Regions from separate parts of the Homo sapiens genome. Here region 2 is linked to region 1. A link is an interaction called in ENCODE POLR2A ChIA-PET data of the cell type or tissue named here. Cell type or tissue: PC-9. All regions are shown on one strand. Each heading gives the region's core, and the rest is flanking DNA. Links, peaks and the distances in the headings are about the cores only. Region 1 holds the start of LOC124904292 (a long non-coding RNA gene). Region 2 overlaps KCNC4 (potassium voltage-gated channel subfamily C member 4).

Region 1 (8,325 bases), core at 326-8,325:
CTGGGAGGCAGGATGGAATCTGAGAATAGAATCAGTCCACCCGAGTTCAAATCCTGGCTCTGTACATGGTAAAGCCCTGGAGAAATGTAGCTTCACAGTAATTCGCATGATGATTTGGGGGCCTTGTCCTGAACTGCTTGGCAGCTGGATGGCTGTGGGTGGGGGACTCCAGCTCTGTGTTGATCTCATGTCTTCGGAGCACCATTTTCTCCTTTGGGGTCTTGGACCGCAGATGGTGCTCCCTGATGATTATCTTCCAGGTGTGAATCAGTCCCGCTTTCTGAGAGGAATGAGTACCATCAGTGAGCTTTGGGCAAGGTTTGGGAACCACTTCCATGGTTCTAGCCAAGGCTAGAGTGACCCTTATCAGGAACTTCTCTGGAGGCCAGCAGCAGAAAGCATTTGGGGATTAGGGAGAGCTTCTTTGGCCAAATAATTAACTTCCTTTTTTGGGAGCCAGGCCATTTCCCTTCTCCCTGCCTCCTAGGTTCCTCTTTGTCACTTCCACCCCCAGGTCAAGTGACAGGTAGGAGGGTGTTTGATGAGGGTCTGATGGTGAGGAGGTGGCAGACAGTGCCAAGGTCAAACAGCATATTCCGTGGTCTACAGAAGTGTGCTGTGCAGGCGGCTCCACCTGCCCCATTAGTAGCAAATGTTAATCATTAAAACAAAGAGAAAAGAGAACCGTCTTGAGGACAAGGACCTGGTGTGAGGCTCTGCCCCACCACTTAGGAGTGTATATTTTAAAGCAAATCATTGGATTTTATGACTCAGCTTTCTAATCTATAAAATGGGTAAAAATAATAGTAATTCCCATCTCAAAGATTATACTGAGAACTAAATAAGGTAGTAACAGTGAAAGCACTTTGTAAATTGTAATTGTAAATTGTAAAATGACAAAAATCTCCCTTTACGTTTTCCTCCCCTCTGCTCCACACATAAACCCAATATAACATGCTTGTAGAAAGCATGTTTCACGTAAAGAACTGCAGGAGGAATTCTCAGCTCACTATTCTCCCCTTCTGCTCAGCCCAGTCCTGACTCCATGCCTTCATCCTTGTTTTGCTCTTGCTTCTCATATGCTTTTTACTCCCCCTCCCTTCCTCCATCATCTATTCCTCCCTGCCCATCTGGGAACTATTCAGATCCTACCTTGTCCCAGGAGCCTGCCCTGGCCAGTGTCTGAGAGAGCCCTCTGTCTCCCTGTGCTGCTAGCCTGCTTGTGTAGATGCTCACTTTTGTCCTCAGTTTGGAGCACCAGCTTCCAGGGGATCAGCCTTCACTCTTCAGCTCTCTTGTAAGTTTTCAGGATGCATGACTGTGTTTTGCAGAGCTTTTCCTATCAGCCTGCTTGGTCTTGGAGGACAGGATTCCCCTACAATCCCACCTGCGTCACCCCAGTGTCCAGCTCAAAGTTGCATATAGGAGGGTGGCTGATGAGGGTCAGGGTGGTGTTGGAGGTAGTGGGGCAGTGCCAGTTTCAAACAGTGTATCCTGTGGATGTAGAGTGATTATTTGTTAAGCACCTGCTTGCTAAGTAGGTGAATGGATGAATGAATGAAGAGTTGTAAGCTCATGAAGGCAGGGAACATGTCTGTCTTATGCACCACTTGGCTAGCCCACCTATGTGCGCAATTCATCTCTGGTGAGTGAGTGAATGAATGAGTGATGAATGAATGAGGGGTGGCGGTTGGTGCATGGGCTCAGGGCCAGGACACCTGCATTGCCTCTACAGTTCTGTGATTACTGACTGCTTGCATTACCTCATCCAGACTCCATTTTTTCATCTGTAATAAGAAAATATGCAGAGTCAAAGGAGCTAGATAAAAAGGATACACATATAGAATAATTCTATTTATATGAAATTCTAGAAAATGCAAACTAATCTAGAATGACAGGAAGCAGATCAGCAATTGCCTGGGGATAAGGATGGAGAGGGTGAGGGCAGAGTTACAAAGGGGCTCAAGATTGTAGGGGTGAAGTTTATGCTTCTTATCTTGATTTTGTGATGGCTTCACAAGTCTATACACTAGTCAAAACTTATCAAGTAGCACACTCTAAGTTTAGTGTGCGTCATTGTATTTCAACAAATCTGTAAAAAAAAAAGGCAATCACACAAACAAAAGAAATAAAAGTGCATGGTTTGCCAATGATTCCTCAAGATTTCGGCAAGGACCAAAGGGGATGGTATGATGCTCTGTAAACTGCATGGGTCATGTGGAAAGAGGGGATTACTCTTGCATAGTGCTCACTACGGTGCCCAGCACCATGTCTGCTCATGTTGCAAGAGCTCAGAAAACTGTTTAGAAAGAATGAATGTACCCTGGAGCCCAGGGTCAGTCTTGGTGCCCAGAGACCACCCAGCAGTGCTGTATCCCTGCAGATCAGGCTGTGGGCACTTTACCCTCTCTCAGAGATGTGCACAATGTCAAGGACGCCCCGGGCCATGGCAGGCTGGCTCTCTCAGCTTGGTGCTGGGCATTTTGTCTGTTTAGTGGTGGGAGAGAAGCCTCTATTTGCACTGGAAAATATCTGCTTCTCTGGAAGGGTTTCACTCTTTCAATAGGCTTTTGTACTATAATTAGTATTTCATAAGAGTCAAGATCAGAGTTGTTTCTGCCCCTTGGACTCACAGTCTGGGCTGCCCCCACTCTGTCCCACACTCTGGAAGGAGACGGACGCCTTGGGTGGGGTGAGTCACTTGATGAAGCTGTAACTTCAGAGCTGGGGTTATTTGGGGACTGGCTCCCATTGCAACAGGCAGGGGCCTGGAGTCTGCTCTGCGTGACACCCTTTGAGTCTTAGATCTTTTGATCTGCCCAGTGATCCAGGGCCTTGATGGAATTGCCATTACACCAGGCTGAACTCTCACCCATAGCTGAAATGATCATGACGTTCAAGAGTCTTCCATAACGTCCGATTCTACATGTAATCTCTGTGCTTGCCTGGCACAGTGCTGAGACAGTGCACCTGGCTGAAACAGATCTCTTTTCCTTGCTGAACATACTTGTACTTTCCTCCCTCCAGGCCACCATGTGGGCAGGTCCTGCCACCTGCATACTTCACTTCTAACCTCACCTGAAGGTGAAGCTTTCTCTAAGGACTCCAGGTGAAGGCACTCTTGCCCTTCTGAGCACCCCCTGGAAGTTGTCTACATTTCCTTCTCGGCATTTTATTTGATTCATGTTTTATCTCCTAGAACTTTGTCATCTTTGGGTCCCTCAGCATCTGGCATGTGGGAACAGGCTGGCCCCCTCACTGTCCCGGAGACCCCTATGCTTTCCCATCTTCTGACCTCTGCTCATTGCCCTTCCCTAACAGCCAGACAGGCTTGGGTTTGAATCCCATCTTTTTACCCACTAGGTATGTGACCTTAGGCACATCACCACCTCTGTGAACTCTGCTTTCTTCCCCTCTAACTGGGTCTAATCATACCTTTCTTTTGGATTCTTGGGGGAAAGAATGAGATAGTGTATAGAACTTTGCCTGGCATGCAGTAGGCATCCCATAGATGGGAGCTGATCTTTTTTGGGAAGCTTTCCCTGCCCACGTGACACAGACCTCAGCCATCCCAACTGCCCCTCCTGAGCCCTGTAGCTCTTCATGTTGGCAGCCAGACTGAGGATGAGGCTTTATGGTTCAGGTAACCTCTTCTCTGACTGGACCAGGCACTTCCTGCAGGCAGGGCATGGGGAGGGGCTCAGCCCTGTGCTTCTCCCAGAACAGACCTGCAGACATCTGTGGCTAATGTCAGGGCTGTGGACCTGGCTTTTCAAGGTCACAGAGCTATACCAAGCAGGCAGTATCCAGAACCCATTCCATGGCCTTTCCCCATGGGTCAACTTTGGTTGCCTAGCAACTCCAACACCTCCTACACATTCAGGTGAGGCAGCAGCTGTTCCTTAGTCAGAGAATGGTTGAAATAAGTAATCATGCAAAGACAACAGTGTGTACTGCATCTCAGGGCCCCAAGGCCCCGGTGACAGGGAGCTCAGATGTCGCAGGGCTGGAAGCAGGTAGGAGGATGAGGGGGTGGGCAGGTGGGCCTGGCTCTCCGGTCCTTGAGCAAATGAGTGAAGGACTGAAGGAAGGTGGGGGTGAAACGCAAACCGTGACACCTCTTGTGACTGGACAGAAGAGGGCGCTGCTGTCCTGCTGGAAGCAATCCCTGGGCCATTCCGAGGACCCTTTACTTACCTCTTTGATGCCGCTTTTCTTTCACTTTAGGGTCGGCCAGGCCTCAGGTCTTGCAGATTCTCCCCAGTGAGTGGCTCTCAAACCTCACCCTTTCTGGTCTCTGCCCCTCTTAGAGCCAAGCCCCATCTCTTCGGCTCATGCTGAACCACGGCCCGGCCGGAAGAGTGTGGATTCTGTACCTCTCTGTCTCACGTGGTCGGGATTATGTTGCCTCACTCTCCAAGAACCTCAGTTTCCCCAACCAGGGAATGGTAAGATGGGGTCTTAGGCAAGACTCGCTGGCTCTGCTGCTCACTGTAGCCCCTCTGGTCCCTCGAGTGCCCAGCTCCTCCAGCCTTTCTGAGTGGAAAGCAGAGGTGGCGATGTCAGCCTTAGGGCCATGGAAAGGGTAGAGCTGGAAACTGAGAGCAGCGTCCGTCAGGAGACCTGAATTCAGTGGGGAGGTCAGCAGGCTGGGTGTGGGGGCTGCCCCTCATCCAGCCTGAGGCAGGCTCTCCATCCTGGTCAGGAGCACAGGCTCTGGGGGCAGACAGGAGGGCCAGCTCCCAATCCTGGCTTGGCCACTTAGTGTCTGCGTGACAGAGAACAAGTTACTTATGCTCCCTTCACTTAGGGTTCTTCGTCTTTACAGTAGCCTTGCTAGCACCTCCCTGGAAAGGGTGTGGTGGGAAAGTGATGTCACATAGAAAGCACGCAGCGTGCAGTAGGCACTCAGCAAATGCTGGCAGCTGCTATCAGTTGGGCCCGGTCAGGGACCATGGGGGTGGGGATGGCCATTCCTCCTTTTCCTGTCCTGCCAACGGTAAAATGGGTGAGTTTCACCCTTACTAGTATGGCAGCCAGGCCCTTTCAGAGGCTGTCCATGCTGATGCTGAGCCTGCTGGGACAGGCATGGTCAGTAAGGGGAAGGCCTCGGGGACCGATGTGCCTGGGCCATCAGAGGCTGGGTAGAACTTGTACGGCCCGTGCTCTAAGCCCCTCTGTCTGTGGTGAAGCTGCTTCCTCCTGTCCTGCTGTGAGGGGTGAGGTGGTCACTCGGTTACCTACACTCCTGCTGACCACACAGTTCCACACAGGATGTGAGCCTCACGATGCGCCCTAAGGAAGGTGGCGATTATTACCCCCATTTAGCAAATAAGACAACTGAGGTCCAGAAAGCTGTGTGATTGGCTCACAGTCCTTCAGTCACTACGTTATAAAGCTGTGACTCAAACTCACGTTTCTGTCACAGTCCCACAACAGCAGATCCACTACCACGTGTGGCCTACTGTCATTCAGCCAGGGGCAGTGCCCACACACATACACAGAGACATGGAGACACACATGCAACACAAACATACAGACACACAAATAGCCACAACAGACACACTCAGGCACACACCAGCATGGCTATGTGAGTCTTCTCACACAGTCACGGACATATCCATGCTGCACATACAATTACCAAGATACCTGAAGACAGAGATAGACACGTGCTGGCGTAAATATGCAGGCACGCATGAGAGGGTTCCCATGCACAAATTTGCACTCCCCAGTACCACCCACGTTGCACAGATGTTTCTGTTCCAGGTGTGCCCTGACACCCCCTTCTCCCATCTAGTCTCTCTGCCTCTCAGAACAGGAGAATGTTCTGTTACTTGGAGCAATTGAAAGAAGACAAGGAGGGCTGGAGGGGGCACAGAAAGCTGGTCACGTGACTCTCTTCCTTGTTAGAGTGTCGATGGGCACAGTGTGGGCAGTCTGTCTCTCTCCCTGCAGGGACTGCTCAAGGACAAATCTATCTTCCTAAAGGGATGAAATGATGCAAGCAAGAGTTCTTTCATTTAAAACCCGAGCAGCAGCAGCGATGCTGAAAAGAACAATCACGGAAGAATTCATTCCTGCAGGAATGTAAGAGCTTACAATTTAACTGCTATGAACCATGGAGACTGGAACAGCTGCCTCCCAACACTGGGTGAAATACTTTTGCTCTGGAAGCCAACTGGGAGGCAGGACTCCTGGGTTCTTTTTCCTGGACCTCTTGATTTTGTGCACCATCAAGTCCCCATATTGCCTTCTTGTTTGCTCTGGAGAGAAGGGAGCATCTGCCTCTGATGGTAATAAATGCAGTTTCTGGATACTGGGAGAGACAACAAAGAAGTAATGGGTCTGGAAGCCTGAAGAACTTCCTACAGGTTCTGTCTATACATGGTGGTTGGTAGCTGAGGGGCTGGTTCCATCAGTACCTGCACCTTCAGCAATGCAGCTTCTGCTCAAGTCTATCGTGGGTATTTACCCTTCGGACTTTGGAAAGTGGGAAGCTCATTGCAGTTTTGGGCTGGCCTTCTGCAGAGTTCTGGGTGTCAGCCTTGCTAAGCAGGTCCTTGGGGAGGTGTGGAGCCAGGAGGGACACTGCAGAGAGCTGGGGCTGAGCTGAACACTCTCCATACACTCACCATGCCCTGTCCTCAACTAGGTCCCAGTTTCAGCCTCTCACCCTGTATCCAGCTGCTGCTCCCTGAGGGGGCTTCGACAGAGCCCCACCAAGCTTCCTTCTTGACCAGCTCAGCTCAGCTGTGGGGTATGGGATGGGGAAGGGCAGATTAGCAGTAGTGTGCTGGGGTTTTTGTTCCTGTGAAACCTCTCCTTCCCATCCCCTGAAATATGGGTTTGTTTTTACCCATTCCCAGGAATGTAAGAAGGAATTATTTTAGATGAAACTGTAAGGTAGGGGACATTTCTAATTAACACTCCACTCTTGCCACCTGGCCCTCAGCCACCAGTTTTCATGAAGCCAGTTTATCAGCTGGAGAGCATGGGATGTGGAGTCTGTGGACATGAGTTCAGGTTTGCCTCTGCTTCTTGCCGGCTGTGTAGCTTTAGGGGAGTCACGTTAGCTTGCTAGATCTTAGTTCCTTCATCTTTAAAACAGTCATGGAAACATCTGCCCTGCAGACTATCCCCTGATACTCTGTATGGAAGGTTCTTAAAAACATCTGTGTTGAATGAATAGGTCTGAAGCCCATGTGAGATAACAGATGTCAGAATGCTCATGAAAACACAGGGGATAGATTCACCAGCCCTGAGCCAGGTTTGCCCACTGATGAGGAGCCTTTCTGAACCAAGGTGCTTCTCTGATTTTTCTCAATAACATGCTGCAATTCACCACTGATAAATTTACCTAAACTTGCCTCATCCCTTCCCAACATCCTCCCTTCACCCTCCCAGGAGGCAGTTTATTTAGCACGGTGTTAACAAACATTGACTCTGGAGACAGCAGGGTTTGCAATATCAGCTCTATAACCAGCTAGTCCTGTGGCCCTGTGCAAGACACTTAATCTTTGTGCCTCAGTTTCTTCATCTGTAAAATGAGAATACCTATATCATAGGGCTGTCAAGATAATTAAAGGGGTGAATGTAAAACACAACAGCACCAGACACATGGCGAGCACGATGTAAAAGCTGGTTACAGTGTGTGTAGGAGCCCAGGCCTGGCTGCCCTGGGGAACAGCTGCCTTGCCTGGGCCAGGCTGTGAAAGCATAAGTGGAGCCTTCCTTTGGCGCCCCTGTGATTATCTGAGCTCACAGTGTCTTCTCCTGTCCCCAGGGTGTGCCCTGGTCTGGTTCTCTGCTCAGGTAAAGGCCTCTTTCTCCCAGACCTTCACACCCATCAGTTTCCAAAACCTGTGGGATCTGCCTCCATGAGGTCCCATCTCTGCCCCACCTCTCCCCTTTCTCCGTCCTGTTGCCAGCCATTGTGCAGATGTCACTCCTTGCCTGGATTGCTGCCATGGCCTCCTCAGTTCTTTTTGTCCTCCCTATGTGGCTACCAGAGTGCTCCTCCGCACAGCCAGGGTGGGTTAAGTCACTCCTGCGAAAGGCTTCCAGTGATTCCCTCCACACCCAGCCTGGCACACATCCTGTGTGTGTCTCTGTCTCCCAGGTTGTGGTGGGACCTTGGCCTCATCTGCTGTCTGCAGCCAACTTTAGCATCTGTGGACACATGTAGCATCCACCAGGGAACTGGAGTGGGGAGTGGACTTGGCCCCTACTCCACCTGGCTGTTGCCCACCATACTTTCTTCCTTGCCTTTCTTTCCCTGAACAGCCAGCCCAGGGTGAGGCAAGCAAGCCCTGTGGCTAAGTGTTG
Region 2 (8,325 bases), core at 319-8,318, 310 kb before region 1:
TCGCACACAGCAACCTGGTCATTTGAGTAGTGCGTTATGACAGGAGCAAAACGATACAAATGGAAAGTGAACTGAGCTGATTATGAGAGCCTGTTGCCTAGCTACAGGCCTGGCCCAAGGAGCTGTTCCGCTCAGGCAGGCTCCTGGACTGGGATGCTCACCCCTGCTCCACTGTGCTGGGCCCATGGGCAGCTGCTGCTGTGGTTCCGTTTCTGTGGCCTGAGCTGGGAACAGGTACGAGGGGCAGGGCAGAGTGAAGGCTCACCGTGGAGACTTCACAGCCTCAGGGGGCCCAGTGGAGGTTTGGCAGCATCCGAAACTTTAGAAACCTGCACCTTCTTTTCTGAGAGCAGACAAGAGGCCTGGAGAATGGGGCCAGGATGCCCTTCCCCTACCCTAGTCTCCAAGGTCTCCAGGGCAGGGCTGGCTTTAGCTCAGCTATCAGCCTTATTAAGGATTACAGTTCCTCTCCTTTGGCTAAATCAGCACATTTTTCCTGTGATGTTTCCCTTTTGAGTAGAGGAGGGGACCCACAGGAACTCCCTGCTCCAGGAAGGCAGCTCCAGCAGGGTCTTCCCCTTTGTTAAGTGTCAGTTACTATGTGGGAGGCTTGGCCTGTGCTTTCTGCTACTACTCATCTGGCCTAGGTGAGGCAGATATTGTTAACATCTGTGTATCAGTATACAGATAAGGAAACAGGCCTGGTGGGGCTTTCTCAAGGTCGCACCACTTGTGGTAGAACTAGGATCCAAACCTAGGTCTCATCAATCTAAGTCTGTGCTCCTCCTATGGCCTCTGGCTCCTGCCCAGAGAGGATCTCTGGTTTCCAGAGGGTGGCCCCTCACTGGAGAGCTTCTTCCTCCACTCTGCTCTTATCTGTTCCTTTACTTCTCACTCCCCAGAATTGGTCAAGGATAACCTCTCTTCTCACTGTGGGATTTCCATAGGAAAAATGAAGGGAGGCGTGGCTGGGAGAAAAGACTAAGGGAAGCTCCCTGGCCCAGGCAGAGCATGAAACCAAGGCCTTCTAGGAAAGGAGCAGAGCTGCATTCCTGCCTGCCCGCTTCTGAAGTTCCCTGGCTTCTCTGGTCCGGGCATTGCCTGGGGGACAGGTCAGTGATCACGACAGGCTTTAAAGTGAGGGCCAGGACTCACTGATGCTGTGCCCTCTGAGCTAGGGTGAACCAGGAACCTGAGCCCAGGAGGGCAGTACCCTGGCTTTCTGAGCTCCCCAGGAGGGCAGTGCCAAGCCTGCCCGGGGCAGCCCCTCCACCTCCTTCCTGAGGAGCAGGCAGGGGCCAGGCTGAAGGCTGCAGGACTCCCTGCAGGCCCTGCCCGCAGGGCATCCTCCCAGTTTCCTCTTGGGTTTGTTTTCTTCTCTTGTTCTGAACAGATCAACATTTGTCTCTGAACATCTTGTCTCTGAATGCTGAGGTGTTTCTGGTTGTCACATTAGGGGTGGGGTGTGGAGTAGGGAAGGGGAGAAAGTAAACGAGCTATTTTGGAGACTCGGGGGAAGAGCAGGCAGGCAGGAGCAGAGCCAGGCAGCTTGGCCTTGAGGGTAGGAGACCCTGGGCCCTTCACCCCCACCCATGGGCAGTGTCAGCCTGGGATGCTGGGCACCAGAGCTCTGTGCAACCCTCATTCCCTGTGCGTAACTGACTTGCCATGACCTCTGGCCCTGCTCCCTGCTGGAATTTTCTTCAGGCTAAGGGGTGGTCACCTGGCCCCTAGCAGGGGTCCTTATCTGGAAGTGGACCTGGCTCGCTCTGGAGGGCAGCAGAGGTCCTAGGGCCCCAGCACCTAGAGGTATTACTGGGCATATACCCTTGTCACTTTGTCCCAGTCAGTGGAGCTGATGACCTCTTCTTCTGACAGGCTCATCAGGACCAGGAGAGAGAGCAGGGGGTCACCTTGGCCCCAGTCATTCAGAAAACACTTACTGCGTACTTACCATACACATGTGGGGTTCTAGAAATCCAAAGATGAGTCAGAGGGGGCCATGCTCCTGACAAAAGCCAAGTCGGGTAGAGTAAGTGGCAGTCAAGGGAAATTAGGTGACAAGAAATGGCAACAGTAATACAAGACGGATCATGAGAGGTGCCACAGGAGTCGTAAGAAAATAAAGTTCAATAGGAAGTGAGAGGAGGAATCAATAAATCCCACCTCTACGTGGGATGAGGTGTAGGAGGTGTTCAGAGAGGCTTCCACAAGGAACTAGAAGTTGAATTGGGTGGGCCTTGTAGGATACTGACTTAGTGCCTTAAATAATTTTTTCAAAGAGTCACATTATAAATACATACATAAATAAATAAAATTTCCATGTGGGTAGAGCTAAACCATATGCAGCGTTAGGGAAAGGGGGAATTTTCTGGTCAGGTGACCAGCTCAAGCAGAGCTTGGACAGTGTGGGGCCTGGGTGGGCAATAACCAGGAATTCCATTTGACTGAATAGCGGGTTCTTGGATAGTGATCCGGGCTAGACTGAATTCCTTCTGGGGTAGGGACTCATCCGTTCTGGGCAACCCAGAGGCCCTGAGAGGCCCCAAGTGCTGGCTCGTCGGAGGGTGAGCATAGGTAGAGGTGGGTTCTGGACACTGGGACCAGAAGGTCCTGGCTCAGCATGGGGTGGGGGCAGGGCCAGGTCCTGTTCCTAGGGGCACCCATGGAGGGGAGAGGAGGGGATGTTTCTCTGCTGGGACCTAGGCCTTAGTGCGGGCCCTCAACCAGGAGCCAGGGATAGCTCAGAGATGCTTTGTTTGGCAGACCTTCTCATTTCCTGCCTCTTACCCCCGGGACTGCCCCACTGTCTTCCAGCACTGCCTGGGCACAAGGATCTTGCTTCCCTGGAAGGCTCAGTCCCTCAGTCCCTCACCCCATCCCCACAGATCTTACTCTGCCAGTGTCTTTGGCTGTGTTCTCAATTTTCCCTTCTCCTACACTTCATCCTTAATATAGGTTTTTGGGCCTGAGTCTCCTTATGTTTATCTGTCCATCTGTCTCCCTGGCCCTTCTTCCTGGGCTCTCCTCCCCTGCCCCCGCTGATTGTATGCAGTTCCCAATGATTGGTGTCTGTCACCTCTCCCCTCGACCCAGCCTGTGCCAGATTCCTGGAATGCTCTAGGCTTTGTGCTGAGTTTTACAAGTATCATTTCTTTGCATCCTCAAAACAACTGTACCAGGTAGATACTACCCTCATCCCCTCAAACATAGCAAGCAGATTGTAGCCTCAGGACCTTTGCACTACTCATCCCTTCTGCCTCGAACTCTCCGGTTCTTCGTATGACTCACTCCTTCACTCTTCAGGGCTGTTCAGGTGTCACCTTGTCATTAAGGCCTTACCTGACCTCTCTATTGGAAACAACTCCCCTATCCTCCCACCCGTTATCTCCTTTTTCTCTTTATTTTTTTTCATAACCCTTAGACCACCTGACATACTGTGTATTTTGCTTGTTTATTTGTTAAAGTCGGCCTCCACTAGAATGTAAGGTCCCGGGGCAAGGGTGGTTGTCTGGTATTTTCCCAAACACGGTGTCTTGTACTTGGTAGGCGCTCCCTTTTTCACTTTATAAATGAAGACCTTAAGGCTTGGAGAGGTTAAGGAACTCATGCAGGTCTCATATGCAGTCAGTAGCAGAGCCCAACTTGAACCCAGAAGTGTGTGGCTTTACATTTCTAGGGACAGTCCAACGGTGGGGTTGGTGGAGGAGGATGGTAATAGGGCTGAACAACTGGGCCTTTGGAGAGGGGTGAGTTTTCAACAGGACACAGGAGCCCAGGGGGCGCAGGGAGTTGGGAGGAGAGGCGCTCTCCTGCTTAGAGGATGGGAGCCTGCTGTCCAGGGTGCTGAGACCCTCCTGCATCCTCCCAGCAGGAGAGGAGCTGCCCCTGGTGGAGCCAGTTCACCGGCAGTTTTCTACTTGGGAAGTTTTGCCTTCCAGCAGAATCCATGCCCTTTGTGGTGGAAAGAACTAGCAGCTTCAGCCATGAAAATCAGGACAAGCAAGCACTCCTCCCTGGGCCTCAGTTTCTTCATCTGTAAAACAGCAGAAATGGAGTTGAACTGGATAACTTTCTCAGTCTCCGTTTTTCACTTCTAAAAAGCAAAGATTCTGTGGTATTTTGGCTCCAGATTCGGCTCACCTTCAAAAGCTGCACGCAGAGGACCCTAACCCTCCTCAACTCTTATCTCCATTTTATGGAGCACCTATTGGGTGCCAGGCATTTACCATGTAGAAGCTCATTTAATCCTACCGTAACACTGTGAAGGGGGTACTAGTACTGTCCCCATTTTATATAGAGGAAACAGGTGCAGAAGTTACCATTCATTTACCTGGTTGAGTGGCAGGGCCAGGATGAGGAATCCCGGAAGTCTAAACCCGGGCCCAAGGCTTCTAGTGTAGGGTTCCTTAGCTGTTCTCTGCCCTTAGTCTGTCAGCACAGGGGCCCATGAGAGGGAGGCTCGGATCTCCACTGCCAGCTCTGTAGGATGGCAGGATGGTCCAGTGGGGAATGAATAGAAGGCTCAAGGCTGAGGCTTTGGCCTCTAAGCAGGGTGGTGTTGCTGCAACCACCTCTTCTTCCCTTGGCCCCCTTTAGTGCTAGGAAGCCCTAGTCAAGGGAGCTGTGTATCCCTGCCCACAGGGATACACAGTGGATACACAGTGTGGACAGGTGAAAAGGCCTGGTGAAAAGCACCATTTGCAAGCAGGGTCAACCACTTATGAAATAATTCAGTTTGGGGAGCAACATAGGGCAGAAAGGAATAATTTGGGCCCTGAAGGGGAACCTGTAACCTCAGGACCCACCTGGAGCAAGGTGCCACAGCTCAGGCCGCATCTCTGTCTCCTTGGGGAGTGAGGGCTTCTTGGGGCCTGCTGAGTGCCTGCTGCCCCAGCCCTGGAGAGGCCACAGTGGAGATTGAGGCCCCACCAAGGTTTCAACAAAGGAGGAGGGGATTATACCTACCTGCTCGGTCAGAGGGGCCAATTGGAAAGAGCTTTGAGCTGAGAGTCAGGAGACTTGGCCTCAGTGTGATCCTGAGCAAATCATCTGCCCTCTCTTGTGCCTCTATTTCACTTAAAAAATGGGCACACATGACCACTCTTTAGCTCCCCTCCTCTTCTCAGGGTGGAGGTGAGGGGTAGCAGTTAATAGTAGATGGAACAGTTCTGTGTTTTGAAAAAAAGCAAAGGTGAATGGACAGACAGGAATCCAGGGGGTTGTTCCCTAATCCAGGATGTGGCTGGTGCCCACGGGGCCTGAAGGACTCTCTTGCCTGCTGCAGAATGAGCCCATGGTGGTGGCAGTTGAGGAGGGTAGCAAGGCAGGCTCCCTGGCCCTGCTATGAGAGGATGGCCGGGGCCATGCCGCCCTCCCTCCCTCCCTCCCTCTGCTCACCCTCTTGGCAGCTCTTCCTGAACTTGTTTTTCCAAGTCACTAATTAACTTCACGCTCAGTTTCCCAGGTGGGCCTACTCTCCTGGCTAACTTTTCCTCAGAGAGCCAGCTTCTGCTTCCCATGGTTCCTGGCAGAATTGGGATATGCTGTCCCTGCCCCTTACCTCAACCACTCTGTTTTTCAGGAGAGAGGGTGGTGCCAGGACTGGACTCCTGGCATGGCCACGGCCACGGACAGGCACTTTTGCCAGCCCACCTAGGGATGGCCATGGAGAGCCCACAGGCTGGAGCCATTTACTTAATGCCCATATCAGCCTGTATTGACTTGGCAGCCCCTTTCTCAGAGGAGGAAGAATGAGGCTAGAAAAGGAACTTAAATTTACCTTCACAGGGGAGAAGCAAGCAGGAAAAACTCCAGCAGTGTCGTAAAATTGGGAAAGTGTGTCTGTGTAATTGTTATTACACATGCATTTCATCTCCATTCACCCCCTGGACCTAGCCTTCTCCTTCCATGCTGTTTCTGATCAACCCATCCAAGTTAAAGTGCGAATGAGGTACAGTGAGGTGTGTGATGGGGGACCTGTCCTAAGCCTGAGGCACACTTTCCCACGGGTGAAATAGCAGTCATCAGGGAGCTAACTGGGAACAGGATCAGTGATTCAGAGATGGCTTTCCCAGGCCTGTGAATTGACCCTGCCTGGGAGGTGGTGAAAACACTGTGGTATGACGAAAAGGTACAGCCTTTGAAGTTAAACAGTTCTGAGTTCAAATCTGGTTTTCATCCCTTCCAGGCTGTGTGACCTTAAGCAAGTATGTAACGTCTCTGATGTTCAGTTCATCCTGCATAAAATGGGATGATGAGGCGTGCCTCACAGGGTCATTGGGAGGATTGAAGGCGATTGAAGCATATACAGAGTGCTTAACAGTACCAGGCACAGAAGAGACAGCTGATAACTGTTCATTCCCAGATTTTCCCCCTCAAACTTGCTCCTGCTCCAGTAGCCCTGGAGGTGCTGCTGCTTGCTTCATTTTCCCAGGTCCCCTTGTATTCTTCATTGGTGTTTTGCAGTACTAAGAACAAGGTATGCCCTCCCCATCCCAGTGCAGACTCCCAGGGAGGAAAACCTCTCTGAGTCCTCACTGGACAGGGGACGGGCACATGCCAGTGCCTGTCCACACAGCCAGGTGGAAGTCAGGGTAGGTCAGGCAGGCATGGGGATTACCAAATGGTACCATGAGGCCACAGACCTCCCTTACCCACCTATTTAGGCTCAGCCGTCTGGTCAAGGAGGAAGCCCAGTCCAGCCATCGTGCAGGACAGGCGGCAGCAGGAGGCATGAGACTGGACCCCATCAGTGGGCATCCTGACAGTGGTGGATGGCACGGCATGAATAACACATGAAGCCTCCATAATTGGTGTTATTACACATGCATTTCATCTCCATTCATAATGATTGGACACTTAAACCCAGCCGCCGTTCCTCTGCCGAGTGCTGCTGTCATCCTTCTAGCCGAGATCCCAGCAGCTGTCGAGATCAGCCCCTGCCACTCTGATGCTGATGCGTATGGTTCCTTTTTCTTTGGAGCTCAGAGTTCCAGGAAATGTCAGTTTGTGGGAAGGAGTGAGACTGGTTCTTCTGACCAGACCACCCTCTCAACTGCCATGGTGCATGTTGTCTGCCTTTAGGGGCTTCCTCACCATCTAGGCAGTCAGCGGGGACATCCTAAGGTGAGAGGCAGGAGAAGAGACTATGGATAATAGGCTCAGCCAGCAGAAAGTGGTCCAGGGTCATTCCTTGCAGCAACCTGCCTCGGAGCATTCCTTCATACAGTGGACTTCAAACTAGTGTGCATTAGGATTACTTAGAAGGTTTGTTAAAACATTGCTGGATCTTACCCTTGGCATTTCTCACTCAGTAGCTTTAGGTCAAGTTTGAAATTTGTGTTTCTAACCAAAGGACCAGAGACCTAATGCTTCTGGTCCAGGACCATACTTTGAGGACCATTGCCTTAAAGCCCAGTTACTGCAACTGTGGTGCATGGACAGAGCCTCACCTGAGTGCTTATTACAAATGCAGAATCACAGGACCTGCCCCAAGCCTCTGGATCAGGAATGCATTGTAACAAGATTCCCATTGCAGCTTGAGAAGCCTTAAAATGCAAATGGGTCAGAGGTGGGCAGAGCTATCAAAGGCAGGTCTAGCAGCTGTAGATACCTGACCAGTGTTTCCAGCCAAGAGCAGCTTCTATCTTTTGTGACAAAGATTGGGAAACATTGCCCGAGAGCCCCCAAGCATATGGATAAAGACCCTCTGAGGAGGGACTTCCAGCCCTGACTCCATACGTTAATCCCACCTCTCACTCTGGAATGCCCTTCCTGGTAACCTTCATGCAGAAGTCCACGTCCCCAGCTGGGCCCATCCATCCCTGTCTGACAGCTGCCCCCTGCTCTCCTCCCCTGCCCATAGGTAGTGGCCTTTGCCTCTCTCTTCTTCATCCTGGTCTCCATCACCACTTTCTGCCTGGAGACCCATGAGGCCTTTAATATCGACCGCAACGTGACAGAGATCCTCCGCGTAGGGAACATCACCAGCGTGCACTTCCGGCGGGAGGTAGAGACAGAGCCCATCCTGACCTACATCGAGGGCGTATGTGTGCTGTGGTTCACACTGGAGTTCCTGGTGCGCATCGTGTGCTGCCCCGACACGCTGGACTTCGTCAAGAACCTGCTCAACATCATCGACTTTGTGGCCATCCTGCCCTTCTACCTGGAGGTGGGGCTGAGCGGCCTGTCATCCAAGGCGGCCCGCGACGTGCTGGGCTTCCTGCGCGTGGTGCGCTTCGTGCGCATCCTGCGTATCTTCAAGCTCACACGCCACTTCGTGGGGCTACGCGTGCTGGGCCACACCCTGAGGGCCAGCACCAA

What was found. Peaks named below come from ENCODE experiments on the same cell type or tissue, not always from the same donor. Only the 100,000 strongest peaks of a DNase experiment are listed, where the experiment ranks them.
Region 2: POLR2A ChIA-PET joins it to region 1 with 10 read pairs; 2 of 35 experiments call an interaction of 5 or more read pairs at or near these places.

The regions. Positions count from the first base shown.
Region 1 is chr1:110,520,512-110,528,836 of GRCh38, forward strand. It overlaps LOC124904292 (a long non-coding RNA gene), which reads left to right and starts at 4,942. Exons shown (of 2, transcript XR_007066353.1): 1 at 4,942-5,008; 2 at 5,956-6,316. In PC-9, for the core only: CTCF peaks have their summits at 4,167 (motif pointing right) and 4,368; a DNase peak (open chromatin) is centred at 4,870; H3K27me3 peaks cover 7,553 bases.
Region 2 is chr1:110,215,097-110,223,421 of GRCh38, forward strand. It overlaps KCNC4 (potassium voltage-gated channel subfamily C member 4), which reads left to right. Exons shown (of 4, transcript NM_001039574.3): 2 at 7,868-8,325. Among named protein-coding and RNA genes, the nearest start is that of KCNC4, 8.9 kb to the left of the region's middle. RefSeq lists an enhancer at 55-134. In PC-9, for the core only: no CTCF peak of the experiment used is centred there; no DNase peak of the experiment used is centred there.